Regions from separate parts of the Homo sapiens genome. Here regions 1 and 2 are each linked to region 3. A link is a contact called in ENCODE Hi-C or POLR2A ChIA-PET data. All regions are on one chromosome and are shown on one strand. The core of a region is the stretch at or near the end of the contact, and the rest is flanking DNA. Distances in the headings are between cores, read along the strand shown. Region 1 has its middle 30 kb from the start of LINC02951. Region 2 overlaps PCF11 (PCF11 cleavage and polyadenylation factor subunit). Region 3 overlaps RAB30 (RAB30, member RAS oncogene family).

Region 1 (3,141 bases), core at 244-2,743, 130 kb after region 3:
CCTTAGGCAATTCAACTATCCTCTCTGGGATTTAGCTTCTTTGTCTATAAAAAGTTGATAACATCTATAACAAAAGATGGGAGTTAAATGTGTATAAAGTATATAAGAAACAATCTAACACAGAGTAGATGTAGGGATACTATCTAACATAAAGAGAAATGTGAATTTCCCCTTCCCTTTAGGAGGTTCATTCATTTCTTAGGGGATTTATAATCCAGTGGGAAAAATCAAGATCTACATAAACACTAAACATAATCAAAACTAATTTATTAAGCATGTAGGACATAAAATGTGTCATATACTCCACTAAAGGAATTTTGCAAAGACGGTCTTATTTAATCTTTATAACTGGTACTGTTATAACTTTATTTATATCTTTTTTTTTTTTTTTTTGAGGCAGGATTTTGCTCTGTCACCCAGGCTAGAGTACAATGGAATGATCGTGGCTAATTTTAGCTTCTACCTCCCAGGCTCAAGCAACCCTCCCACCTCAGCCTCCTGAGTATTGGGACCACAGGCCTGCACCATCACGCCTGGCTAATTTTTTGATTTTTTGTAGAGATGGAGTCTCGCTATGTTACCCAGGCTGATCTCAAACTCCTGGGCTGAAGCGATCCTCCCACCTTGGCCTCCCAAAGTGCTGGGATTATAGGCATGAACCACCATGCCCGGCCATAACCCCAGTTTTAGGATGAGGAAACTGACATCCCTATAGGTCCTGTAGTTAGTAAGAGGTACAGCCCATACAATTAGGTACCAGTGTCCATGCTCATAACCAACCACATCATATTGTTCTCACTCATGTCTTACACAGAGTAGGAACTCAATAAATATTTTCTAATATCTCCTCTAATTTCTTTTTCCAAAGCAAAGAATAACCGCCACACATCCCAGAAAAGCACATCTTACCTAGTCTTTGATAAAAACAGTTGGCTGCTTTGCACAGTCTAAAACTCAGATACAGTTTGGTGCAAAGAAAACAGGGAAAAAGACCGGGTGCGGTGGCTCACGCCTGTAATCTCAGCACTTTGAGAGGTGGAGGCGGGCAGATCACAAGGTCAGGAGATCGAGAGCATCCTGGCTAACACAGTGAAACCCTGTCTCTACTAAAAATACAAAAAATTAGCCGGGTGTGGTGGCAGATGCTTGTAGACCCAGCTACTTGGGAGGCTGAGGGAGGAGAATGGCGTGAACCCGGGAGGCAGAGCTTGCAGTGAGCCGAGATTTTGCCACTGCACTCCAGCCTGGGCAACATAGCAAGACTCTGACTCAAAAACAAAGAAATTTGGAAGGGCCAGGAGCGGTGGCTCATGCCTGTAATTCCAGCACTTTGGGAGAGCGAGGCAGGTGGATGATTTGAGGTCAGGAGTTCAAGACCAGCCTGAGGAACATGGTGAAACCCCGTCTCTACTAAAAATACGAAAATTAGCTGGGCAAGGTGGCACATTCCTGTAATCCCTGCTACTTGGGAGGCTGAAGCAGGAGAATCGCTTGAACCCGGGAGGCGGAGGTTGCGGTGAGCTGAGATTGCGCCATTGCAGTCCAGCCTGGGCAACAAGAGTGAAACTACGTCTCAAAAAAAAAAAAAAAAAAATTTGGAAGCACTCTGCGTTCTCAACCAACAATCAGGGGTGTAACTCTGGCAATAACAGTTTCTCTTAGAACATTTAGACTAAGTCTTCAGGACAACAAGTTAGTAGCTCCGATTTGAGGATATGATAATGGGCAGAAAACATTTTGTTCCAGCCAGTCTGTGGCTCTATCCATCAAAATTAATGATACCAAAATACTTTGAAGGTTCAGACTGCTATAAAAAGATGAATTGTAAAAGCCCTGGACCTCAACTGTATTTAACCCTGTTTCAGTATGACTAACATTTCACCCTGCTGGTTAGGTTTTACTGTGAGTGTCCCATTAGCACATTCGAGAATGTGGCTAGGAATAAATTGTTGACACCACTGATGTTGGCGCTCCTTATTCAAACCATTGTGGACACTAACTTTTCTTAAAGTAAAGACAAGGTTTCACCATGTTACTCAGGCTGATCTCAAACTCAGGGCCTCAAGCGATTCTCCTGTCTTGACCTCCCAAAATGCTGAGATCATAGGTGTGACTACCATACCCGGCCATGAATTTATTTATTTATTTATTGAGACAGAGTCTCACTCTGTCACCCAGGCTGGAATGCAGTGGCCCAATCTCAGTTCACTACAAGCTCCGCCTTCCTGGTTCAAGTGATTCTAGTGCCTCAGACACCCAAGTAGCTGGGATTCCAGGGATGCGCCACCCAATCCGGCTAATTTTTGTATTTTCAGTAGAGACAGGGTTTCACCATGTTGGTCAGGCTAGTCTTGAACTCCTGGCCTCAAGTGATCTGCTCGCCTCAGCCTCCCAAAATGCTGGGATTACAGGGGTGAGCCACCATGCCCAGCTGAATTTATATTTTTAAAGAGAACCTATGTGCTATCCAAAAATAAACCTGGAATGATTCCATCTTAAGACATATTTTAAATGAGTAAATTATCCAGTTATAAGATGAAGATCAAGTTTATAGCAAGATAACAAATGGATTCTGAATGCTTATTAATGTAGATATCATCTATTTAGACTTAGAGATAATTTTGACAGGGTTCTGGGTAAGTATACTTTGGCTTAGCAAACCCTTTCTTCTAAACATTAAGTCATAACATGGGGTTCCTGGATATTTAAGGGATCTGTAGAAGTGGTAAAGGAGGTTTCAGAACAAACTTCAACCTCAAATGGGGCTGTCCAGGCTAAGTCATGTGTTAACTTAGGGGCTGTGGTGATCAACTCAGAGTGACAGATTAGCTCTGATGGGCACTCACAAATGTTCTTGACTATTTAAAAAATAATGAAACAATTATGAATTAATATAGCTTTGCTGACAATACTTTTCAAAATTTGGGATCCATGATGGGAAGGATAGGGTCTATGTGTACCAAAAAATGTACTTGATGGTGAAATATTTGTAAATCGCTTTCCCAGAGTATAAATTAATAAAATTTTAAGACCATAGAGGAACATTTAAAATACAGTATGGTTTTGGGAGTGATGTCAGCTAGCTGGCAGAATAGGAGTTTTTAGTGCCTGTCTCCTTGCAGAAACACTAATTTAAACAGC
Region 2 (3,344 bases), core at 301-2,800, 180 kb after region 3:
TTTTACGGGGTTTCACCATCTTGGCCAGGCTGGTCTCGAGCTCCTGACCTCAAGTGATCTGCCCACCTCAGCCTCCCAAAGTGCTGAGATGGCAGGTGTGAGCCACCATGCCCGGCAAAATGAATTTTAGTTTTAATATGTGGTAATAGGGAAGTACATACATTAGTGATACTTGCTTTCATTTCTGAATCATTGAAACAGCTGTTTCAGAAACATGCTTTACTGTAGTATTGAGTTAATCAGTTTACAATAAATTTATGGAGTTTTCCAAAACTTCTGAAGTAATTAGGAAATCCTAGCCAAGCTCTTTTTTATACATTAGTCCTTAAATTGTGTCAAGAAATTCAATGAATTTGGAAGCTTTTAAGTTTTAATTTCTACATGGACAATTATGACTAATTAATATTTGTTATTATTATTATTTTGTTACTATAATGAAAAGAGAAGGAAAGAATTTGGGATCTAAAGCCCAGAAGACCAGGGTTGGAATCTCTACTATGTTACTTTATAAATGCGCAGGCTTTAAGCAAGTATCTCCCCTGAGGTTCAGTTTTTTCCCTCTGTAAACAGCATATGGGCCGGGCATGGTGGCTCACGCCTATAATCCCAGCACTCTGGGAGGACGAGGCAGGTGGATCACAAGGTCAAGAGATGGAGACCATCCTGGCCAACATGGTGAAACCTCGTCTCTACTAAAAATACAAAAATTAGCTGGGTGTGGTGGTGCATGCCTGTAGTCCCAGCTACTCAGGAGACTGAGGCAGGAGAATCGCTTGAACCCAGGAGGTGGAGGTTGCAGTGAGCCAAGATCAGGCCACTGCACTTAGGCCTGGTGACAGAGTGAGACTCCGTCTCAGAAAAAAAACCAAAAACCAAAAAAAAAACATGATATGGTAGTATCAGTATTTGTCTGTTTTGTTGTTGTTTTTTTTTTTTTAGAGAATCAAATGATATAGTATATGCAAAAGTACTTTGTAACTTGTAACTTGTCAAGTGCTATATTAATGTATTTTCCTTTAGAACTCAGTTTTTATTGTTGAGCAGAGGATTTGTTATATTGGGGTTAGTGGCATGAGATGCTCTACAGAAACTACAAATTTTCTTGTTTCTTTCTTTCTTTCTTTTTTTTTTTTTTTTTTTTTTTTTTTTGAGACGAGTCTTGCTCTTGTCACCCAGGCTGGAGTGCAGTGGCATGATCTCAGCTCACTGCAACCTCTGCCTCCTGAATTCAAGCAGTTCTCCCGGGCTCAGCCTCCCCAGTAGCTGGGACTACAGGCACATGCCACTACACCTGGCTAATTTTTGTATTTTTAATAGAGGCAGAGTTTCACCATATTGGTCAGGGTGGCTTGAATCCTGACCTCAGGTGATCCACCTGCCTTGACCTCCCAAAGTGCTGGGACTACAGGTATGAGCCACTGTGCCCAGCCTTGTTTTGCTTTTACAACCTTGGGTTATATGTGTATGTGTACAGGACATAGCAGTGTCACAGAGGAAATCATAATTATTCCCCTTGTTAGGGGGTATTGAATGGGACATTAGGTGTGTCTTCATTCTTCAAGTTCTTCTTACTCTTAAAAGATGTGTCAACAGTTTTCAGTGTGCTATATTTAGCTTCTCTCAAGGTTCCTTCTCTAATTTGAAAGTGTAAACATCCCTTTTCTAGTAGGAAATATACCCATGTTCATTTTTCAGACATATATTAGTCATCTGCTGTATGCTAGGCAGTATGCTAGGATGAATTTAATAAGGTTCATCCTTCAAAGACCTTTATTTTTATTTTTAAAGTTTTTTTTTTTTTTTTAAAGAGGGTGCTCACTATGTAGCCCAGGCTGGTCTCAAACACCTGAACTCAAGCAATCCTCCCACCTCGGCCTCCCAAAGTGTTGGGTTTATAGGCATGAGCCACCACACTCGGCCTCAAAGAGCTTTATAATATAGAAAGGCTATTGATTTTTTTTTTTTGGTTTAACAAAAAACACATAATAATGCCAAACACCTCAGTTCCTTAGAAATATTAATTCATTTAACCTCATATCAATCTTAGGTAGGAACTATTATTACCCTTTTTACAGGCACGGGAAACTGAGGCATAGATAAGGAACTTGATTATGTCACACAACTAGAAAGTGGAATTTCTGGTTAAAATCCCTGGAGTCTGGTTCCACAGTTTATGCTGTTGGTTACTAGACTTGGCTGCCCTCAGACATCTGAATAGCTAATTGTGCATCTTAGGCATATAAATAGCTAATTTAAAGGAAAGTAAAGGTTAAACTAGTGAGTTAAATGTTACTGTAATTGATTATTGAAGTTGATCTCTTCATTCATGTATTCAGACATTTAGTTTGAACAGACATTAATTAGCCTACGATATATAAGGCAGTATGATAAATGTATACAGTGGTTAAGGGTAGGGATTATCTGTATGTGGATGCAAATTGAATTTCTGCCATTAAGAGGAATTTTTAGTGGTTCAGAACTTTTCTGTATAGGTGTAGTGAGATGCATCATAGTGACATACAAATACATTAAAATATTGTTTTCTTTTTTTTGAGATAGGGTCTTCTTGCTCTTTTGTCCAGGCTGGAGTACAGTGGGGTGATCTTGGCTCACTGCAACCTCCTCCCAGTTTCAAACGATTCTCATGCCTCAGCCTTCTGAGTAGCTGGATTACAGGCATGGGCTACCACAACCGGCTAATTTTTGTATTTTTTAGTAGAGACGGGGTTTCACCATATTGGCCAGGCTGGTCTCAAACTCCTGACCTCAGGTGATCCACCTGCATCACCCTCCCAAAGTGCTGGGATTACAGGTGTGAGCCGCTGCACCTGGCCTAAAATATTGTTTTCATAGTTAAAGAATCACAATTATGGCCGGGCACTGTAGCTCACACCTGTAATCCCAGCACTTTTGGGAGGCTAAGGCAGGCAGATCATGGAGTCAGGAGATCAGGACCATCCTGGCTAACACGGTGAAACCCCGTCTCTACTAAAAATACAAAAAGAAATTAGCTGGGTGTGGTGGCACGCACCTGTAGTCCAGCTGCTCTGGAGGCTGAGGCAGGAGAACGGTGTGAACCCAGGAGGTGGAGCTTGCAGTGAGCTGAGATCGTGCCCCTGCACTCCAGCCTGGGCAACAGAGTGAGACTCTGTCTCAAAACAAAAACAAAAACAAAAAAAGAATCACAATTATTAGAATAGTGCTTGGAAAAATATGAGACTGGAATGATTCCTCACCAATGAGGATTCCTTATCAAGCAGAACAAGATTGTTAGGCTTATCTTATTTATTCAAGTTATTGAAGCTTTAGTAACCATGACACCTTTTCAGCAATAGCTTGAGCTG
Region 3 (3,531 bases), core at 161-2,660:
AATATGACTAATGTTAGGTAGAAGTAAAACCAGCTGGAGTTTCCAATATATCTCCATGGCAGTTGACTGAGCCCAGATGCCTATTAGCTTGTTACTTTTGATTTCACCAGGCCACGGCTTAGTAAAAAGCATGGGTTCTATTCACTTATCATGGGAAAAACCCTGACATTTCCAAAGTGACTCTGGGCCCTCTAGCTATTTGTTATTCAATCTGTCTCTTTCGTTTTCCGCAAAACCACAGACTGTCAGAGCTGGAAGGGGCCTTGGAGCTCACCCAGCCCCTGATGTGCAACAGGCAGTCCCAGGAAAGGGAGGTAACTTACCCAGGCTCACAGAGCAAGCCAGGGGCAGAACCAGGACTAAGACCCATGTCTCAACTCCCAAGCCAGTGCTCTTTCCACAGCACCAGGTTATCCTATGCCTTAGATAGAGGAGCAAGTTCCAACTTGCTGAACAAGTACTTTATGAAAATTCAAGATATGTATGTAATGGTCCTACAAAGGGTATCATTCATATTTTTCAGGGGAAAACACACAAAAAAGGTCAACTTTGGAATGATTTCTATATAAAAGCAGTATATAATCTCCAGCAGTGATTCTCAAAAGGGCAGTCCCAAAGGGAACCTGTACTTAGATCATATGATAAGAATTGAATTCAACCCAGAGAGGCCATTCAATTCAGTTCAGATAATTCTTCACTATTTTCATTTCATTCCTACTGAAGAGGTTTAGAAAATTGGCCTATTTGGTCCTAAATGAAAATGATTCACTCAAGTTTCCTGGGAGGATGTAAGGGGGCATAGGCAGAGTTTGATTGGTTTAATTTGTATTAGAGTTTTAAAAAATTTAGGTTCAGTTTGACGTCCAGATTCATTTGTTTCCACCTGGGGATTATTAATTAGTAACTTCCTTTTATCCAATAATTTAGTTTTGATACTGCACACTGACAGCAAAACCACTTGCCTTTGTCATTAAAGGAAGCAAGAAGAGGCATGGGAGGGTTGGTGGAGACTCCCAGGGCCATGCTCCCGTGAGGTGGTTTAAAAACCCCTTGTCTTGGCTACAAAGCAGATGCAGCTTTCAAAGGGTGCATCAGGAACTCACAGCTAAGACCCTGGCATTGAAACTGGTCATCCATCTCGACAGATTCCCCCAACCCCTCAGGCTAGACTGACAAACCCAACCCTGGGCTTACGAGTTCCCTTACGAGTTCCCTTACCTGAGTGAATCTTCGGACGAGGCACGTCTTCCCCACACCAGCGTTGCCAATTAAAACAATTTTGAACAGGAAATCATAATCTTCCATACTCATTTACACAGCTGCAAGGCAAACACAGGCAAAAGTGAGAAAGGCCCAGTCAGACTTGCCCACAGAGCTCAAGCTGCACCAGCCTTCTCTCCGGGGGAACAGGTCTGACTCATTTAAAGAGCAATTTAAAGCTCCCCTCCGGTGACCCTGCCAGCTAGACAGAAACACAGGTGTTTGGTCACAGACGGACTTTATTCCTTCTCAGCTACCTCATGCCACAGAGAATAAATGACGCAGATGTCGTTTCACCTGGTAACCTTTATTCCTCCAAGCTATCATGTCGCAGTTTCCTCCTGTGATAAATCTGTTTTCTTTCAGCATGAAAAGGAGATGACAAACCTCTGTGCAGGCAAGCTGGGGTGCAAAAAAGCAAGGACAATAGCGAGCCCATCCAGAGCTTAAAGGACGTTTATGGAATGTGTATGACTCTGGAAAGAAGTACTAGTGATGCGCAGACTGAATGAAGAGGAAGGAACTATAAAGGGCCCTTTTAGTCTCCTGCTTCTGGAAGTCTTAGGGTCTTACAAATGGTAGTCATAGCCATCTTTCCCCTCTATCTCCTATACATCTCCTGCCAGCCATGCTGATGCTACAGGGCCTCCCAAAGTGCCTGTCTGTTCACTCCTCTGGGCTTTGGTATGTGCCATTTCTTCTGCCTGGGATGCCCTCCCTTCCACCCCTTCTGCACCTTGAAGTCCTTGAAGGTCCAATGCCAGCAATTCTTTCTCTTTGAATCTTTCACTGATCTTCCCCAAATAAAGTTAAACACTTTCAACACTTCTCTGTCCTAAAACTTCACTTGCTGTATACAATTGTTTGTTCAAATATCTGCCTCATCCTTAAGGGATGGGATTATGCCTGTCAGCTCTATTTCCTAGCCCCTGGGACAGAGTTACTCTTTTAAATGTCTATCCTATAGAAATAAAAAATTAATTAATGGGCATGTTGCTTATGTGTAGGCCTTAGTTTCTCCAACTGCGCTAGAAAGACTGTGACTAAAAGGGCATACTAAAAGAATGCTCTGTCTACTTCAGTGGACTGCTGTGAAGATTTTTTAAAACTTACAAAAGAACCTTATACAAAAATTACCCAGGTGTGGTGGCGTGCCCCTGTAATCCCAGCTACTCAGGAGGCTGAGGCACAAGAATCGCTTGAACCTGGGAGGCAGAGGTTGCAGTGAGCCGAGATCACACCACCGCACTCCAGCCTGGGTGACAGAGTGAGACTCTGTCTAAAAAAAAAAAAAAAAAACCAACCTTGATACACATAAAGCCCTATCCTGGTAAAAGCAATTGTAATCTACTGGGTGCTTACTATAGGATTCTGTTATCACCACAGGAAATACAGAGAAGAGACAATGTCTGCCCTCAAGACCAACATGAGAAAAGTTAAATAATGAAAAAAAAAAAAAGCTAAATAACAATTTGCGCCAACAGTGCAAGAGTGGAGCTCTTTTCTTAAGGTGTAGGCAGAACAGACCCAATAGACTCTGGAGAGAGAGGAAATGGGCAGTTAGGGAGCTCATGAGGGGAAGGGTGCTGGGAGATAGGAAAGCGTCAGGGTCACTCCTACCAGCAGACCTGGAGCTCAAATGCCTGCAGGCTTGTAGGGCAGAGAGGAGAGCCCAATTAGCTGAACCTGTCAAGTAGCCAGGGGAGTAAATTCCCTATGTGCAAAGATGATGTCTGTGTAGATTTCAATTAATCCTTGGAAAAATGACTGACAACCAAGCCAACATGTAGGTAGCTCATGGGGTTCCATCCCAGTTCATTGGGCCTGTGAAGGAAAAACATTTCTCTGTACAAGAATCTGGGTCCATAAGCAGTGGTAGCATTATACTTGGCCCTTTATGTGTATTTCCATTTGTTTCTACAAGTATATAAGGTTTGTATTTACTAACACATTATCTGTTTTACAGATTAGTGAACTGAGGTTAAAGGAAATTAAGAGGGTGGCCTGAAATCATAAAGCTAAGCACCAGATTCATGTTCCAAAGGCATATGGTATCATAAAAAATGGAGCCAGAGAGACCAAGGTTCATACCCTGGCTGCACTGACCTTCTAAGCCTGTGCCTTTGGGCAAATGACAATTTTTCAAAGCCTCAGCTTCCCCATCAACAAAATGGGGCCAATAACACCTATACCACAGAACTGTGATGCATGAAAGAATGAATGGGAGCCCCTAAGGGCAGTACCTGGCTCTTTGTCACCCAAACTCCTTAA

Evidence for each region. Hi-C counts contacts between places; a loop is a spot of excess contacts on that map. ChIA-PET counts read pairs that join two places held with the same protein, here RNA polymerase II (POLR2A). Pooled maps may share reads with other maps.
Region 1: a pooled map shows a loop between it and region 3 (2.7-fold over the local background). The contact joins two enhancer-like sites. A Hi-C loop is called at or near these places in 2 of 37 single-sample maps with no recorded cell type and 6 of 50 pooled maps. POLR2A ChIA-PET finds 5 or more read pairs at or near these places in 4 of 52 experiments (CD4-positive, alpha-beta T cell, GM12878, activated B cell and 1 more).
Region 2: a map with no recorded cell type shows a loop between it and region 3 (1.9-fold over the local background). The contact joins two enhancer-like sites. A Hi-C loop is called at or near these places in 2 of 168 maps with a recorded cell type or tissue (heart left ventricle and heart right ventricle), 1 of 37 single-sample maps with no recorded cell type and 2 of 50 pooled maps. POLR2A ChIA-PET finds 5 or more read pairs at or near these places in 7 of 52 experiments (B cell, HepG2, OCI-LY7 and 4 more).

What each region holds. Positions count from the first base shown.
Region 1 is chr11:83,125,323-83,128,463 of GRCh38, forward strand. No RefSeq gene overlaps it. Among named protein-coding and RNA genes, the nearest start is that of LINC02951, 30 kb to the left of the region's middle. Within about 2 kb of position 1,494, at least 3 of the 41 ENCODE cell types and tissues checked have a DNase peak (open chromatin) inside an H3K27ac peak, as active enhancers do.
Region 2 is chr11:83,172,599-83,175,942 of GRCh38, forward strand. The region is part of intron 9 of PCF11 (PCF11 cleavage and polyadenylation factor subunit); the gene reads left to right. Among named protein-coding and RNA genes, the nearest start is that of PCF11-AS1, 13 kb to the right of the region's middle. Within about 2 kb of position 1,551, at least 2 of the 41 ENCODE cell types and tissues checked have a DNase peak (open chromatin) inside an H3K27ac peak, as active enhancers do; they include B cell, where a contact is called at or near this core.
Region 3 is chr11:82,996,006-82,999,536 of GRCh38, forward strand. RAB30 (RAB30, member RAS oncogene family) reads right to left here. Exons shown (of 5, transcript NM_001286060.2): 2 at 1,219-1,319. The coding sequence starts at 1,311. Among named protein-coding and RNA genes, the nearest start is that of SNORA70E, 44 kb to the right of the region's middle. RefSeq lists an enhancer at 1-114. Within about 2 kb of position 1,411, at least 14 of the 41 ENCODE cell types and tissues checked have a DNase peak (open chromatin) inside an H3K27ac peak, as active enhancers do; they include B cell, where a contact is called at or near this core.